2 separate regions of the Homo sapiens genome follow, and region 2 is linked to region 1. Evidence: read pairs that join two places in POLR2A ChIA-PET (ENCODE). Cell type or tissue: PC-3. All regions are shown on one strand. Links, peaks and the distances in the headings refer to the core of each region. The heading gives the core; the rest is flanking DNA. Region 1 overlaps RUNX2 (RUNX family transcription factor 2). Region 2 has its middle 170 kb from the start of MIR4642.

Region 1 (5,382 bases), core at 113-5,112:
TTTCAATAATAGAAATCAAGGAAAACGGCTGGGTTCTAAGTGTAAATAGATGCAGAGAGACTGAAATAAAAAAATACATAAGACAATGGGAAGAACCCAAATTTATTGGAGTCAGGGAATTAGAACTAGAGGTGATCACAAGACTGTAAACTTTCAGGAATTTGGAGAAGTCTTGGGGAGGGCATCAGATTTTGCACAAGGTGTGAATAGGGATTTAAGCCCATTTATCTAGATCATTTAAGGAACAGGCAAATACCAGTTGACAAGTAAATTACCACTTCGTTTCTCAGTTACCATTTACTGGAACTAGAGGTGTTCTATCACTAGAGGCAATATTTGTGGTGGGAAAAAGGCAGGAAAGGAAGGAAGAAGTTAGACAGGAAAGAAAACCCGAACTTGTCATAAAGGATCCAGCCACTGCCAATGGTTCTCCTCTCTTTTCTCCACCTTCCCTCACGCCTCTCTAATTTCCCTTCCTCCCTCTGTCTCCCCTCCTTCCTTCCTTCCTTCCTTCCCTCATTCCCTCCTTCCTTCCTTCCTTCCCTCATTCCCTCCTTCTTTCCTTCCTTCCTTCTTTCCTTCCTTCCCTCCCTCCCTCCTTCCTTCCCTCCCTCCTCCTTTCCTTCCTTCCTTTTTTCCTTCCTTCCTTCCCTCCCTCCTTCTTTCCTTCCTTCCCTCCCTCCTTTCCTTCTTTCCTTCCCTCCCTCCCTCCTTCTTTCCTTCCTTTCTTCCCTCCCTCCCTCCTTTCTTTCCTTCCTTCCTTCCTTTCTAAAGAAAATGAATTCATCTTTCTAAAGAAAATGAATTTCAAGGTACAGTGCAAACAATATGGCTGGAGGCATTTTAAAAATAAGAATGTATTATATTCAATCTCCCTCCCTCCTTCTTTCCTTCCTTCCTTCCTTCCTTCCTTACTTCCCTCCCTCCTTCCTTCCTTCCCTCCTTTCCTCCCTCCCTCCCTCCTTCCTTCCTTTCCTCTCTTCCTTTCTCTCTTTCCCCACTTGCCTCCCTACCTCCCTCTCTTCTTTCTTTCTTTCTTTGGAGAGTGAAAGAAAGAAACAGGGAGAGATAGAAATGAGAGAGAAGGTGGCTCACGCCTGTAATCCCAGCACTTTGGGAGGCCAAGGTGGGCAGATCATGAGGTCAGGAGTTCAAGACTACCCTGACCAACATGGTGAAACCCCGTCTCTACTAAAAATACAAAAATTAGCTGGGCGTGGTGGTGCACGCCTGTAATCTCAGCTACTCAGTAGGCTGAGGCAGGAGAATCGCTTGAACTCAGGAGGTGGAGGTTGCAGTGAGCCAAGATCGTGCCACTACACTCCAGCCTGGGTGACAGAGCGAGACTCCATCTCAAAAAAAAAAAAAAAAAAAAAAAAAAAAGGAAAGAAAAGAAAGAAATGAGAAAGAAGAGAGAAACAGGAAGACAAAAAAGGGAAAGGGGGAAGAGAAAAAGAAGCCACTTTGGGAGATGGGCAATTCTCTCTGCCTCCAATGCTGATCTTCCTCAATTTCTGCTTCCATCTTGACACTATTCATTAGTAGAAATACAGATGAAGAGAGGAGGAAACAAACTGGGGTCAGGGGAGTAGAAAAATGGGAGGGAAGAGGAGAGAAACTTATGTGAATAATATCACTAATTTTTCTAATTGAGTCCCAGCAACTCAAACTCACTGTTACAGGTAGCTCAATGATTTTTTTATCCCTAACTAGAAATTTATTTACAGCTTGCTTTTGTAAACAAAAGCTTCAAACATCTTTTCTGCAAGAGAATACAGCCCTCAAGAGTTACATAGATATTATATTAAATATAGGCTTTTCATTTACCAGGTGTGTGACTTGGGAAAATTACATAGCCACAGTGTGTCTCAACGTCCTCATGTCTAAAATGGGACCAATAATACCTACTTTCTTAGATTGTTGTGATAATTAGAGATGAGTTGTATTAGAGCACATGCCACATGGCACTTATTAAAAGATAGCTATTAATGTTATAAGGAGGAAAGCCCTAAGTTGGAACTCTAGATGACAAACTAGCATGAAGGTTAAAGGAGCTCTTTTGAAGGACTGACTGACTTCAAGATAAAGATCTAAGGTGAGTCAGAAAAAAATGTTCTACATAAGTCAGGGGATGAATGATGCCAGATTGTGGTCAAGAAATACTTGTTAAAATTGAAGGATTAGTAATGAAGTTACCATATTGTATGTACTTGCCAATTTCTTTAAAATCTTCACATATCTTTTGAACATTTGTAATGTTATATATATTGGTTTCAAAAGAAAGCCTATATATATAAATATTTTAAGGAAAAATTGAGGGGAGAAAATGCAGCTAAACTGCCTCTTTGTTAATCAGACTTAAAGCTGAAGTCTCACTGTTCAGACTCTTAACAACTTCAATGATAATAGCTCATGCTTACTGAGCACTTATTGTGATCAGGCAGTGTGTGAAGAGCTCTGCATGGATCGTCTCATCTACCTCCCACTACAACTCTAGGCAGCAAGTACAGTTAATAGGTGAGGAACCCGGGGCCTAATAAACAGGCTAAGTAACTTTCCTAAGTGCACACTGAAAGCAGTGAAGCCAAGGCAATCTGAATCTATAGCTTACACCCTTAACTGCTATATTCTATGTCCATGTGTCCCAGAGCCAAAGAGGCAGCCCAACAAAACCACTGGCAAAGTCCTAAGGAGAAAATAATTTCACACAGACTGGATATCCAAAACTGAGTGTAAATCATCCACTGAACACTCAAAATGTTCTAGGCACAATGCTAGGTTCAATGTCACACGCAGGGAACACTAAAATGAGATAAGATCCTCCCTGCCTCGAAGACCTCAATAGGTCAATATTGTTATTCCATTGTGTTGTTTATATTTAATGTTATAAGTTTAAAAATGATTAATTGCACCAACTATATTAAGTATATATGCATGATTCTTGCATAAAATATCAAATTCAATCAAAATAATTTATCAGTAATTCTTTAATTTTGGTCCCTTAAAATATTACGTGACTAGCAAAAGATTTGAATAGACATTTTGCCAAAGAAAGTGTAAAAATGGCTAATATACCATTTTTGAAATACTAATAAGTATCATGAATCTGGCATCACTAGTCATTAGGGGAAAGCAAATTAAAACATTATGAGACACGATTTCACACCCACTGGGATGGCTATAATCAGACAGACAATAACAAATGTTAGCAAGGATGCTGTGACACAGAAACTCTCAAATATTATTGGTGAGAATGGTAAATGGTACCATTTCCAAACTGCTACTTTGGAAAACAGTTGGATCTTTTTAAAAGTTTGAAATATATGCCGGGCATGGTTGCTCACGCCTGTAATCCCAGCACTTTGGGAGGCGGAGGTGGGCAGATCACAAGGTCACGAGATCGAGACCATCCTGGCTAAGACGTTGAAACCCCATCTCTACTAAAAAAAAAAGTAGAAAAAATTAGCCGGACGTGGTGGTGGGCCCCTGTAGTCCCAGCTACTTGGGAGGCTGAGGCAGGAGAATGGCATGAACCCTGGAGGCAGAGCTTGCAGTGAGCTGCGATCGCGCCACTGCACTCCAGCCTGGGCGACAGAGCGAGACTCAGTCTCAAAAAAAAAAAAAAGTTTTAAATATAAATTTACCATATGACCCAGAAATTCTACTCTTAGGTTTATCCCCAAGAGAAATAAAAACATATATACTACATATATATACTATACACATATCTACACAAAAATTTGGACAAAGTATGTATAAGCATTTTTTATAGCAGCATTATTCATAATAGCCAAAAAGTGGAAATGATCCAAATGTCCATCAACTGGTGAATGGATAAATAAAATATACTGTATCTGTTCAATGGATATTGTTATTCAGTGATATAAAGGAATAAAATACTGATACATGTTACAAAATGGATGAAGGTTGAAAACACTGTGGTAAGTGAAAGACACCAGTCACAAATGGCCACATATTATATAATTCTATTTATATGAAATGTCCAAAGTCAGAAAGAAGATTAGTGGGATGGGTACAGTGGTTTACACCTGTAATCCCAGCACTTTGGGAGATCAAGGCAAGAGGATCGCTGGAGCCCAGGAATTTGAGAGCAGGCTGAACAACATAGCGAGACCCTGTCTCTACAATAAATTTAAAAATTAGCTGGGCATGGTACCACATGCCTGTAGTCCCAGCTATTTGGGAGGCTGAGGCAGGAGGACGGTTTGGGTCCAGGAATTCAAGAATGCAGTGAGCTATAATGGTGCCACTGAACTCTAGAAAGTAGACTAGTGGTTGTCTAGGGCTGGCATGGGAGCATAAATGAAATGGGAATTAACAATCCTTTTAGGATGATGCAAACCTTCTAAAACTGGATTATGGTGATGGTTACACATCTCGGTAAATGTACTAAAGCCATTGAATTATACAACAATTTCATGATATGTAAATATGATATGTAATTATACCTCAATGATTGTTTTAAAATTATAAAATATTATTATATGACTAAAATTCTCAGGCTTTTATGTAATATCTGAGAATTAGTATGGAATCTATTTCCATTTTATAAAATGCTTATTTTGACAGATGCATATTATGGTATCTATTAGGAGAGTTTTTTATACTAAAGCTTTATAATTGCTTGTCACTAGGTGATGTCACTTCAGATTGAAACTGTCTTTATTCTAAAGCAATTACCCAATTAAGAAATCTTTTCATAATCTTTTACTAATTAATATAGTGGGTTGAAAATGTTTTGGGTTAAGGCTGGTGCAGTAACTCATGCCTATAATCCCAGCACTTTGGGAGGCCGAGGCCAGTGGATCACTTGAGGCCAGGAGTTTGAGACCAGCCTGGCCAACATGGTGAAATCCGTCTCTACTAAAAATACAAAAAAATTAGCTGGGTGTCGTGTCACATGCCTGTAATCCCAGCTATTTGGGAGGCTGAGGCATGATTGCTTGAATCCAGGAAGTGGAGGTTGCAGTGAGCCAAGATCAAGATGGTGCCACTTCACTCCAGCCTGGGCAACAGAACAAGACCCTGTCTCAAAAAAGTCTTGGGTTAAATAGTGTATGACTCATTTGAAATGCTTACTTTTATAGTTTATAATGTAAGGTAAAGAACCATAGAAATTGCCTCCTCTTTTGCTAAATTTTTGTCACACATTTTCCCCTAAATTTTTTGTTATATGTTCTTATTTTACTCTCTTCTTATGTTTTAGGAAGAATTTGTATTACTCTCATTTTATAGAAGAGGATATATGAGCTCATATGGGTTCAGTAATTCAACTAAAATAACCTAACACCTAGGAGGTTTAAGAACCAGATTTGAGCATAAAACAGTATGTCATTCTATCACTGAGTACCAGCGTGACTT
Region 2 (5,382 bases), core at 317-5,316, 800 kb after region 1:
TAGGTGAAAAGTGGTACTCTGGGGCACTGGGTCGTGTACTTTGGTTTTGTTTGTGACTTGCTCACAGCCCAGTCTCTTGAAAACAGACCCGCTGTCATCCCTGCGGCTGGCGTCTGTGTGATTGGTCCTGCCACAGAGTCAGTCTGAAATGACACACGCCAGCATAGAGCCAGGAAGAGAATGGGCATCAGTCAGGGGTTTGCTCCCGGGGTGAGAGGATTTGAGCACAGGCCTGTGGGCAGGTATCATGTTCCGTGGCAAGTCTAAAAAGGAAGGGAGGAAAGGAAATGCAATGGAAATGGCCAAGCATCTCTGGAAGCTGGAGAGTTGAAAGGCAAGGACAGGGACGCAGCCCTTGTCTTTTCTGTTGGCTCTCTTCACAGCTGTTTTCATTTTGCCAAATGTACTGGAATTAGAATGCTGATTAGAATTAGAATCTCAGTTTGAGCCTTCAAACAGGACTTTCTCTCATTAGGGGACTGCATCTCATCAGCCACTCAACAACCAACACATGGTTACCACTTGCCCGGACAGCAGTACCCCTTGCCCATCGCAAATGCATCCAGAGACTACGTCTTTCTGCCTGAAGTTGATTCTTCTAGAAACCAGGAAAGTATTGGTCCTCTGTACCTCCCCAGAGCCCTAATTCCCTGAACCACCGACGATCACCTGCCACTCCTGGCACAGGACACCCTCAGCCTAACTTTCAGCTGTTCCTCTTTCCTGTTTCAGTGCCTTCCCCAGGTGCCAGACCCTCCTGGACACCACCCTGTCCCTCTGACTTTTTCTGGGGAGAGGTAACATTTGCTGAGCAGCTAGATGCCCCAGATACTCTGCTAAGCACCTCACAGTCACCATCACATTCAATCTCCATGACCCAAATGCAGAGAGAGAGGTAACTTCCTGGTCACCCAGATGGCTCTTGTAAGAATGAAAATTTTAAATAATCTCTGTTAGCACCAAAACCCATGCTCATCTTAAATCCTTTCTTTCCTACTTTCCCCAACTCAGAATGTAACTGTCAACCTTTCTAAACCTTTGAGTCTAGCTCTCTGATAATTAAAAAAGCCAATAACTTAATAAGCACTAAGTTGTTCATAGTTGAGAATGGTTTTAAACAGTGGTATCTGACCTGTGGACTATGGGTCCCTTGTGTCCTTAGAATGGACACAAACTGCAAACACTTTGTGAATCCATAATGCATCAGGTAGTGTCAGTATATTGCATAAATTGATACAAATAGAGAATGTAACATCCTATTTGTCAAATGGATATGGATTAATAAAGTACAGTTCATTTTAAAGAACTGTATTTTCCAAGTACAGCTATTATCACATATGCATCTATGAAATGTTTTGAGCTTAAAGCGGCCTCCCTACTGAAAAAAGGTTAGGAATCATGGATTAAAATATCACACAGCCCCTATCCAAATCTCAGCATCCTCAAGTTATAGACATTCAGCTCACTCAACAGGTGTTTGTTGGGTGCTCACCATATGCTAGACGTGTTCCTAGATACTGGGGTTATATCAGTGAAATATTACGTTGGTGCAAAAGTAATTGCTGTTTTTGCCATTAAAAGTAATGGCCACCCACGTCCTAATGTAGGCCATGCTGCAATTACTTTCGCACCAACGTAATAACAAACAAAAATGCCTGTCCTCCTAGAACGTACAGTCTGGTAGGAGGGGCCAGAAAATAATAAATAGGCAAAGTATATTGTATGTTAGGTGAAAAGTACAATAAAAATAAAATAGGGGCCAGGCACAGTGGCTCACACCTATAATCCCAGTACTTTGGGAAGCTGAGGCAGGAGGATCGCTTGAGACCGGGAGTCCAAGGCTGTAGTGAGCCATGATCACACCACTGCATTCCAGCCTGGTCAACACAGTGAGACCCTGTCTCAAATAAATAAATAAATAGGAAGTTTTGGGTGGCAGGACTGCAGTTTTAAATATGATGGTCAAGGTAGATCTCACTGCAATGTGGTTTGAGCATGGGAACAGTTCATGATGGGCCTTCTAGTAACATTCTCAAGCCAAAGACTTCACTCTGGATAGGCATTTCAGAATTTTAGAAAGATGATGGGGAAGATGGTAGATGATCTACAGAAGCTCTTAGCACCCCACAAAGATTCCTCACAGCCTGCCTGTAAGCACCGTCCATTGTGCCTCGCCTCATGGAAACACAAAGGGACTGCATGACTTTGATCTTTCCGTTTCATAAAGACATACTATAAAGTTCCTTCCTGCATGCCCTCGTGTGGGAGAGCATGGGCCCCAGCCTTGTTCCTTGTGATCTTTTTAGGTCAAGATGCTGGATCCCTCACCGTGGAGCCAGCCACACCCAAGCAGGCCCTCCACCCCAGGAACACTCCCGTTCCTTCACTGCTTGCCCTGAGCCCTTCACACCCAGCACCCTCACTGTTGTCTTGTCTGCTCTGGCCAACCTGGCAGCATTTGCCAGCTTTATACTCCCCTCCACCTGTACCCTAATGTACGCCATGCCCTTTTTCACTCCCGACTGGTCAAGCACAGATGGCCTTGACATTCACATGTATTCAAACTCCAAAAAGCAGGTGTCTTTACAGGCCCCAGTCATTGAGAATCCTGAGTTTTCCAAATCTATCTTTACACCCTAAGCTAACCATCCTTTAGATAATCAGTAACACTTTCTCTTTTGCAGATCTCTTTTTCTCCAGAAACAAAAGGACTGAGATGCACCCACAAGGGATGAACAGGGGATGCTGGCTGCACAGGTGGCTCCTTCCTCCATGCTGCCCGTGGCAGAGGTGATTCAAACCCGATCAGCAGATTCCTACTTAACTCCTGGGGATGACCAAACTTAGGAACTACAGATGTTCTACCTGTGAACACCAAGGACCAACCAAATGGGAGCTGCTTGCCTGTGCCCTTCATGTCTGACAATCTATGAAAGCCCCCTCATGGTCCCTCCCCAGGAATCAGGTGGGCTGTCTGGGCCCATGGGTGTCACTCACAGGCCCAGGGTGGATGCAGTGTAGGAGGAGCTCTCAGATTTCTTCCCTTGGGGAAGGGAACCAAGACATGCAGGACATTAAGGATCAGGAACTGAAAACAAAATGTTTTGGAGTAGAAAGAAGGGTTCTCTTGGGCCTTTGGTAAGAGGAGGATGTCCCTGAGAAAGCAAGAGAGAAATAGACAGAAAAGTGTAGAAGAGGAAGACCAACAACCCAGAAAGAGAGTTCCAGAAACCTAATTGATATTCTTGATTTCACTGCCTGGCCTTGGTGCCTTCTGGCTTGGTCTGCTTTCAGTGGGTTTCTAGTCCTTGAAACCAGGATAATCTGTATGATGGCCCTGCCCGGGCCCCAAAGTCTTGTGCATCAAGCTGCTCCCCACAGCTGTCAGGGCTGGCCTGGGCTGCATGCTCTGAACCAGGCAGCTGGGGGCCCACAGGGATGCCAGGGGTGCAGGGGAGGGCCCATGTTCCCAGGAAAAGTTGCCTGTCTGCAGGTCTGCACTTTGCCTCAGTTTCCTGACTTTCCCTCCAGGTCTCTCATCTGGGCCTGTGTTCTAGCACATTTCAGTCCCGGTTTTACATTCTTCAACGTCTTTTTCTTTATTATAATAGCAATTTTCTTCTGATCAGAACAATGGTTACCTGTGGGAGATACATGAGGGAAGCTTCTGGGGTGCTGGTAAATGTTCCACCTTTCTTTTCTCTCTCTCTCTCTTCCTTTAAGAGACAAGGTCTCACTCTGTTGCCTAGGCTGAAGTGCGGTGGCGCAATTATAGCGCACTGCAGCCTAGAACTCCTGGGCTCAAGAGATCCTCCTGCCTTAGCCTCCCCAGTAGGTGGAAATGCACCACCACACCTAGCTAAACTTTTTTTGTATTTTTTGTAAAGATAGGATCTTGCTATGCTGCCCAGGTTGGTCTTGAACTAGTGGCTTCAAGGAGTCGTCTCATCTTCGACTCCCAAAGTGCTCAGGTTGGTCTTGAACTCCTGGCCTCAAGCGATCCTCCCACCTCAGCCTCCCAAAGTGCTGGAATTACAGGCATGAACCACCATGCCTGGCCAATGTTCCGTTTCTTGGACTTGGTGGTGGTAAAAAGGAGTTGACTTTGTAACCATTCAGTAAGCTGTGCTTATATGCTTATGCATTTCTAGATGTATATTATTTATTACAAAAAAAGAATAAATTTGAAAGTGAAGACATTTCCCCAGCCTTTGAAGAGGTTGCAGTCTCCTTAGGGAGGGGGAGCTGAAGGGAGAGGGAAGAGAAGTGTTGAGAAGCCTGTCCATCCTCCCTTCTCCTCTGTCCCTTCTGCCCACCAGTCTCATCTGTCCCCACTGCACCTGCTTCCTAGGCCTTGCTGGACCACTCTCCTGCCCAGAGGCCTCCTCCTCCCCAGCACCTTGCTCTTGCCCTTCCCTCCTGGTTTCTCTTCCTCCCCTCCTTCCCACAGGCCTCCCTGGTAACCCACAGCCTCCGCGCCTGCCTCTGTCTTTCTATCTTTGTCCCCGATTGCCGACTTTCAGTTCTGGATACACAGATGGTGTTCTCTCCCCACCTCTGAGGTCCCCTCCCTCGTCTCTTTTTCAATGTCTTGGTGACAGACCCTCCCCTCTCCCCACAAACCCCAATCCAAACATCACCTGAGGTCAAAGCAAGTGAGCTTTGGCTCAGAGGGAGATGAGTGGGAACGAAGCAGGGGCCTTAGTTATTGCTGTTAATGTGAACAGCTAAAAATCATGGCAGATCTGGAAATGTTTCCATGTCCTGAGGGCCTTCCACCTGGAACAGGACTAGAACTGATGGAGAGGCAAAAAAGAAGCTTCAAACAAATGGAAAGTCAAGTTATATGGGGTCTTGGATAGGAATACTCAATGTAAAAAAAAAAAAAGATGTCAATCTTTCCTCAATTAATGTTTTAATTTAATGAAATTCCAATAAAATACTAATGTATTTTTTGAACTAGATTATCTGATTCTAAATTTCATATGGAAAATAAGCAAATAAGAATAGCCTAGTCACCTCTGAAAAAGCAGAGAAATGAGGGAGTCCTGCACTACTAGACATTAAAACATATTCAGTGTTCTGAAAGAACTCTGACACTGGCATATATGCAGATTAACAGACGGCACAGAATAGAAATACCAGAAATGCACCCAAATAATACAAGATGGTGTTATGATAAAAGTAGCACTTCAAATCACTGTTAAAAAAAAAAGTCAATTATTCATTATTCAATAGATGATATCAGTATATCTTGGTAGCAAGCTAGATAAAAATAAGCTTAGACTCAATTAGAAACTTTAAAATTAATCAAAGACTTAAACAAAAGATAATAAAACTATAAAAGTACTAGAAGACATGGGAGAATTCTTTTAAAATCTT

What was found. Peaks named below come from ENCODE experiments on the same cell type or tissue, not always from the same donor. Only the 100,000 strongest peaks of a DNase experiment are listed, where the experiment ranks them.
Region 2: POLR2A ChIA-PET joins it to region 1 with 5 read pairs; 2 of 35 experiments call an interaction of 5 or more read pairs at or near these places.

Annotation. Positions count from the first base shown.
Region 1 is chr6:45,395,351-45,400,732 of GRCh38, reverse strand. All of the region lies in intron 2 of RUNX2 (RUNX family transcription factor 2), which reads right to left. Among named protein-coding and RNA genes, the nearest start is that of SUPT3H, 20 kb to the right of the region's middle. In PC-3, for the core only: no CTCF peak of the experiment used is centred there; a DNase peak (open chromatin) is centred at 2,112.
Region 2 is chr6:44,597,963-44,603,344 of GRCh38, reverse strand. No RefSeq gene overlaps it. Among named protein-coding and RNA genes, the nearest start is that of MIR4642, 170 kb to the right of the region's middle. In PC-3, for the core only: no CTCF peak of the experiment used is centred there; no DNase peak of the experiment used is centred there.